2 separate regions of the Mus musculus genome follow, and region 2 is linked to region 1. A link is a contact called in ENCODE Hi-C or POLR2A ChIA-PET data. All regions are on one chromosome and are shown on one strand. The core of a region is the stretch at or near the end of the contact, and the rest is flanking DNA. Distances in the headings are between cores, read along the strand shown.

What was found. A loop is a pair of places that touch in the nucleus more often than their neighbours do. ChIA-PET counts read pairs that join two places held with the same protein, here RNA polymerase II (POLR2A).
Region 2: a loop to region 1 is called in a map of left cerebral cortex, with 7 times the contacts of the local background. The contact joins the promoter of C530044C16Rik here to the promoter of Mpp6 in region 1. A Hi-C loop is called at or near these places in 1 of 37 maps with a recorded cell type or tissue (left cerebral cortex). POLR2A ChIA-PET finds 5 or more read pairs at or near these places in 1 of 5 experiments (embryonic stem cell).

Annotation. Positions count from the first base shown.
Region 1 is chr6:50,108,174-50,111,819 of GRCm38, reverse strand. It overlaps Mpp6 (membrane protein, palmitoylated 6 (MAGUK p55 subfamily member 6)), which reads right to left and starts at 1,579. Exons shown (of 13, transcript NM_019939.2): 1 at 1,356-1,579. It overlaps Gm38805 (a long non-coding RNA gene), which reads left to right and starts at 1,663. Exons shown (of 3, transcript XR_869061.1): 1 at 1,663-1,880; 2 at 2,743-2,814; 3 at 3,156-3,646.
Region 2 is chr6:50,774,414-50,778,059 of GRCm38, reverse strand. C530044C16Rik (RIKEN cDNA C530044C16 gene) reads right to left here and starts at 1,945. Exons shown (of 5, transcript NR_045984.1): 1 at 1,911-1,945; 2 at 1,657-1,791.

The DNA of each region.
Region 1 (3,646 bases), core at 330-2,829:
ACACACACACACACACCATAAGCCCGCGCTCCTACATAGCCTGTAGTCTCCATAGGACAAAATAGAGCAACTCAAAGTGTAACCATTTTTGCATTATGTAACCCTAATTTGGAATAAAAGAAACATGAGCCTTATAGAGCAATGTATGTATTTAAACAATAATTTAATAATTTAAATATATGAAAGCTTTAAGAAACAAATGACCTCAAAATGAAACAACCCCCAAAGTTATTTGTTTACAGAGCAATAAGGCCTCTAACCACAAAACTACAATCAGGCCTAGTAGTTTATCATAACTACACAGCCAAAGGCTGGTGCATTGTTTGACCAGTGTACCAAAATTTACCCTTAACCAAGGCTGAGATAGTTTTAGTACACATGAGACGTATGTAAGTTTCCAAAAAAGAAATAATGACCTGAAACACCACATGGGAAGAAATGGCTGCTAACTCATATTCCAAGTGAAGACCAATTTAACGCACCCCGAATGCTGTCAGCTATATGACAAGGAACCCCATTCAGGAGGGCTAAAGTAAAATTCCAAGAATTCCCAGAGGCGTAGGAAAAGAGTAAAAGCATGGCTAGCCTGACCTTAACCGGCTGCTTTTTGAGTAATGCGGAGAATTTTCTGAGCCTTGCCTACAGCCTTGAGTCTCTTCCTCACCCTTCTCCCCACCTACACAAATACTCACCCCAGAAAAGGGGAGCTTAATGAATGTTTTCTCGAGCTGCGATCCCAGGAACTGGTACCTTGAGAATAAACTCCCAATAAAGTGTTAAAAAAAAAAAAAAAGAGTCCCCCCAGCAAGAAAAATAACCAAAGACACCCCAACCAATCCACAAGCTGTCACCGCGCTGTCCGATCTTGCATCTACTCCCCTCCGGCCTGCCGTCCGGCCAAAATAGAAGTGGGGGAAGAGAAGGCAGGCACCTTTCTGCTTTCAGGCAAATGTGTCCAGCTCGGAGAGCACGCGCTGAGCGGCGACCGCCCCCGCAGAGGCGTGTGCTCGCCCACCGCCACTTTAGCCAAACAACTGGAACCTCGTGGCTCGGAAGTGGCAGCAGGAGTTGCAGCAAGCCTCCTCCCCGGGATCTCTGAGCCCCCAAAGGTGTCAGTCCCAGCGCCAGCCCGCTCGCTCGCCCGCCCGGGTCCACGCCGAGGCGCCCGCGCCGCAGAGGGAGGCGGCCGGCCCCGCCCGGAAGGGGCGGCCCGCGGGGGACGCGTGGGGCGAGGGGCGCGCGAGGGACACGCCACGGCTCCCGCGCCCAGGTGGCAGGGGCGGGGCCCGCGTGGCGCCGCCGGGCTTGGGGCTCCGGGGCCGGCCGTTACCGCACCGCGTGGGGCCGCCACTCACCGGCTCGCACCTCGGCCGCCTCCGCGCCGCCGCTCCACTCATCAGTCGCGGGCGCCGCGCAGCCCCATCTACCGACTCAGGGGCTCGCGGTCGGGCGGGCGACTTCCGCCGTCCCCGCCGGCCTCGCCCTTCGCCCGGCTCCGGGCGCTGCCGCTGCCCGCCGGCCCGCGCGGCCAGCCTCTCTCAGCCGCTCCGCTCCCGCCGTCGCCGCCGGGGCGCGCTCCTCCCGGCCTCGCGCGTGCGCCGGACGCGGCGAGCGCGCGGACTCGTGCGCGCGGAGATTCCCCCCCTCCCCCGCCAACCCCCGCCCAGCCCGGCCCCGCCCCTCGGTTGTGGCCTGGCCGCCAGGTGCTACCACCAGAGGGCCCTGCGGGCGGGTCCCTTAGGGTCGCCCTGGCCCAGCGCGCGTCCTCCACGTTCTGTGGGAGAGGAGCGGGAACCGGCCGAGAGCGGCTTATAGCACAAAGGAGACGCGAGAGTCCTGGAGCCCGCGCCCGCCACTCTTCTTACAGCCCTGACTCGGAGGTGGACTTGAAGGGGGACTGAATTTTCTCCCAAAGGCCCAACCCGAGGCTATGGTTCACACCCGACAAATGAAAGGACACTAGCTTCTTTCATAGTGCCAGGGCTCGGGCGGGATCGTGGAGCGGGCTTAGCCAGACCCTCCCAAACATCTGGCTTTCCCAGACCTGGGAGGAGGAGGACGGAGTACCGTGCCTCCAGCCGCGACCCTGCGCGGAGTGGGATGATTGCTGATGGGTGCCCTCTCAGAAAGTGTCCTTTTGACAGGCGTGTAGCTTTAATTTTTTTTTTTTTTTTAAGCTAAAAGGAATTGAGCATTGCAATGTAGCAAACGCTTCTGGCTAGAACTACAGTAGCAGTGCGAGAGCTTCCAGTCCTTTCTGAGATCTCTCTGCAAGCCCTCAGACCTGTGCTGTGGGCTCTCGCAGATGCTGTCATAGTCTCCCTAAAATTGAAGCAAGTAGTGTTCTTTCAGTGGAGCAACACGTCTCCTCAGTAGCTGTAGAAAGTGCAAGTGGAACTTCTCCTGTGACCATCTATCTGGTGGCTTCCACTGCGTAGCCTCTCCTAGCTTCTGAGCACCTTGCACAGCCCCTGCACAGACTGACGACAAGATTCAGAGATGGGCTTCTGAGATGTAATGCACTGCCTACTTTGTGGATGTAGCTGGCACGGAAGGGAAAAGGGGCGGGGGTGGGGGACGACTCTGATTCTGTGTCTTAAGAGGGCCCCAGTGAGTTTTGTCTTTAGCGTCAACCAAGCATCAAAGATTAATTTGCTCTGCCATGAGGATCATTAATTTTGCAAACCAACATGTAGGGGGACTTTGTAGAGCGTTAATTTAGAACCCTTTTTCCTGGAACAGCAAACCTGAGAAAAGGAAATTGGAAGCAATTAAGAAAAGTGGAATGTGCCGAGGAGCACGGAGTAACTTTGGGTAGGTATTGTGGTCCCCTATAGCCAAGTTCACCTTGTGAAATGAGACCGAGTGGGCTCGGTGCCCAAAGGTGAGAAGTAAGACATAGGCAGAGAGTATCATGGTTTGACCTCTCACGGTGGTGTGGACTCTTCGGGGTTTTCTTACTTTTCTGGATACTCAGTGGCTCCTTCCTACAGCACTCTACCCCAGACCTGTAAACCTTTAGAAGGTTGCCCTTTCAATTCCCACTTCACCACAGACTTTTCTAGCCAGTATTGTAGCTGCTCTGTAGAGGGGCAGGAAGTGACTGCCATTTCTGGATATGCTGCTCCCTATATTGTACCTTTATTCTCTCAAAGGTCCAGTGGAAACAGTGTACTAGCCTGTCACACTCTACTCCGTCCCTACAAACAGGAGGAAATTGGCTGAAGGAGGTTTGAGGAGGAAGTAGAGAATCTCTGTCAAATCACAGCAAGCAGACCTCTAGGACCAGCCCTTGCCAACACTCTTGTCCCCGTGCATCTGAACGTTATAGAGGCTGATCACTGTCCCGAACTCATCCTGAAGATCAGAAAAATGATTTTGCTTCAATGGCTGTCTTCAGTCACTTCTTCTCTAGGAGTTTTTGCCAGTGAAGTTTTCTGTCAGTGTCTGTTTTATCAAACACTCCTGTACCGGTTATACCATGAAGCAGTACTTCTTATTATAAATAATAGCCCACCTTGAGACATTCTGCCCTTCTTCTAAACTGTAAAAGTGGGACATGCCAGAGTCCATTGGAAATGATCTGACTTGAACATGGAAACCCCTGCCCTTGCTTGCCAGCTCATCTTTCTGAGAGAATGTCATT
Region 2 (3,646 bases), core at 696-3,195, 670 kb before region 1:
AATTGTGTTTTCTCAAAGCAAATGCCAACATTGGTTTTATCCCCTGAGCACACACCAGCTGCTCAGTAGAAGGAAGCCAGTTCAGCATTAAAAATTGACCGCAAATAGTTAGAGGGCATACGAGCCACAAGCCACAGGCAGATAACATGGTGGGATATAGCATTATTTATAACCAGGGGTCAATTGTCCCAACCTACCCTGCAGCCTGGCTCCCATCTCTGCTGAGGCTGTGGTCCTGTTACAAGTCTTAATTGGCCCCCTTTTATGAATGTATTAGTAGGAGCATAAACAAGGTCATATGGAATCTAGAGGACATTAATGAGACCTGTGTAAATTTACATCACTCAGAATGCAGTTGTTAGATCATTTTCAAGTGAGTAAAACCCAAAATTTGCTTTTTGCTTTGCAATTCATCTTCTCACCAGCAACTGCCCACTGTAAAGGCTCTCTGAGGCCCATAAAGGGACGGGACCTCAACGTGTGTTTCATGGAATAACTGAATCCTATTAAACTGAGGTTTATTTTCACCTTAGAAGCTCTGATGAATAAAACGGAAGATGGAGCCATTTTCATCCAGTAAAACAAACCTTTACTGGAGAGGGGAGAAAAAGGAGAAAGAAACTAAAATGTCAGTTGCTGATGCGTCATTCACCCGCTGCTCAGTAAATAAACATAACATCTATTAGTTGTCATGGAAACACTTGGCCTGACTCTGAGCCTCAAAGCTCCACAATAAAGAAACCCTGATATTTGAAGCTCGACACAAACAACTCCTTTGGCATTTCTCATGAGCTCACCAGCGAGCATTTTCCTCCGTTGCCTTCCTTCCTGGGACATGAATGCATTTGTTTCGGAGAAAAGAGACAAGTATCTTAGAAACCCATCAAAAACATTTGAATGCAGTACCTTGGCCATCTCTGCTCTCGCCGCTCCTCCCCCCACCTCTCTCTTAACCTCTCTGCCTGAGAAGAATTTAAATGGCTTGTTTAGTCACTGCACATTGTGCTTCCTGTGCTCTGTGCTGCATGAAAGGGATTGATTGAAACATTTATAGTAACCGCGTGGGCAGGAGGAACCAGGTTTTCTGCTCAGCATGGAACACTGTTAGATACATAATAAGCAGCCACAATACAGGCGGTAGAGGAGTATCCCGCCATTGTCTCCTCTTCAGGAAAGAATTTTTCGTTAGTATAGACTTGATGTGCATTCCCAACACTCAGTAAGAGAGTGGCAGCTCAGATGTGTGAACACAGATAAAGGATGCTTAAGCCTCCATCCCCGCCCCCCGCCCCCAAGGTAACTAACTGGTCGCAGAAATACTGCTCAAAAAAGTCAGATGATGTTCCTATAGAGTGTTTTTTTCTTAATTCGTGGAATCTCTAGCACGTCACAAAGCAGGAATGGATGAGTTTAAAGGTTTCAGCTGAGCATCACTGAAGTGTCAGGGTCCCCATTGTTAATAATCAACTGGGAACAAGCCCCACCTCACATCTGAAAGCAAGTGCCACATCTGAAAGCAAATGCTCGAATATTCAGCATTTCTAAAGCCCAGGAGAGTTGACAAGCTGGGCATAAATCAGAGTGATTTAAATTCCCGATTCCCTGGCTTTGTTCTAAGGATGCCCCACACACATTTATCCCTAACATCACACTGACCTGGACCAGAGCTGAGGGCCTGAGTGGATTGCAGCAGCTACAGCCCCAAGTATCAGACAGGAATGGCGGTGTCTGCCTCCCTCCAGGCCTCAGAACAACTCCTTCTGAACACTTTGCGACGTTCCATTAAGTCTTCTGAAATGGGCGGAGGGCAGATTTTATTTATCCCGATATTCTAATGGGCCCTTTTCATCTTTGCATGTAACTATCTCTGGATCTTTTCAGCCCTCATTAATTCATCTCTGGATACTCACAATGCTTTCAGCAGCCCCACGATAAGGAACTAATTGAAGAAGGGACACCGAATGGCTTCTGAATGGATAGGGGTTGGTCTCAGCATCTCAAAATGAACTCAGATGGCCCTTGCATCAGAAAGCCAGAGTCACAGGACCCACTGGGCTTCAGCCATCCTGAACCAGAAATCCCTGGGAGATGGTTCCCAGTAGGGAATCTAGGGAAAACCTTCTTAGTGACTGAAAGGAGAGCCCAGGAATCCGCACTGTGTAGTCACAGGGCCAGGCACATGTAGAGACTACTTAACATTCGCAGCGCTGATTTGAATGTGCCATTTGTTATGTGTGTCTCCAGAGAAAAATAACTGTTCACGTTGTCATTTCCCTATGTTTTATAAGTTACATCTCAGTCAGATTTGTCCCTTGCTTGGCAGTGTTCTCCCTTCCAGGAGCTGGTTTGAAGAGCAGCCTGCCTTGCCTCTTGAGAGCTCTATGGAGGGTGCCAGGATGTCATGATGTCACATCATCAGCAGGAGCTGAGGATCGGGACTCAGATCTCCCCTCCCACACGGCCTTGACTTCATCTCCTTCTACACCGATGAGCTTCCTCATAGCTGGAGTTTTGGACACAAATTATTTGTCACATAGGTTCAACCTCCTGGATTCTCTAATGCTGCTGCATCACGGACAGAGGAAGGGAAAGAATTGGTGCATGCTTTTTGGATGGTTCCGAAACCTTTACAGTGGGGCTAGTGAGATGGCTCAGCAGTTAAAAGCACTGGCTGCTCTTCTAGAGGTCATGAGTTCAATTCCCAGCAACCAGCAACCACATGGTGGCTCACAACCATCTATAGGGGAATCTGATGCCCTCTTCAGGCAGGCAGATATGTATGCTATAGAGCACTCATACATTAAATAAATAAAATTAATGAGAGAGAGAGAGAGAGAGAGAGAGAGAGAGAGAGAGAGAGAGAGCGAGCGAGCTAGCTCCAGGGATTGGCTATAAATTCTCTGGGGCCATCCAGGTATGCAAACACTCCTGTCACCTCTCCATGCAAGAAAAGAGTTTCTTTTCTCTAGAAGTTTCCCTAGCAAATTAAGGAAAAGCAGAGTCAATTTCCATCAGAGCATGAAAGCATGGGAAACCTTTAAGCCATGGTACCATCAGCTAACCTTACCTCACTTCTGAGTGCGGCTTGCTTGGCACTGGCCTGGAACCAATCTAGAACCTTGTCATACGCTCCTGTCTGGATTGGTTGCCTAACATATACTCCATCTCTCAGCAAGGAGTCAAGTTGAATTTGTCCCACTTCCAGGTCTGGCTGGAATGTCAGCCTTCCCTAACATCCTTCCAGAACCCTTGCTGGAGAGGTCTGCGAATTCAGAGGGACTTTGGAGACAGGAGGTCTGACTTAATTTTTTCAGTTGTCACTGACAGGCTTAGGTGACCTTGCACAAGCTAGTTACTGTCCCTGAGCCTCAATGTCTTCTTACTGAACGGAGGTGACCATGTCAATTTCATGAACTGTGACAAGATAAAGACATGAAACACATAGAACAGCCTCCTCTTCGAGTCAGGGGAATACAAAAATCTCTCTACCTCCCGCCCCCCCCTCCCCAGCTCCACCCCAGCCAGCCATGTTTCCGGCCCCTCAGCACAGATTTGTTTCCTGACTCTGCATGGAGTGGCCTGACCCAGTCACCAAGTTTAGCATGAAGAAAGTGCTCAGGATGGCTGGAAGAAAACCTAGTAGTTA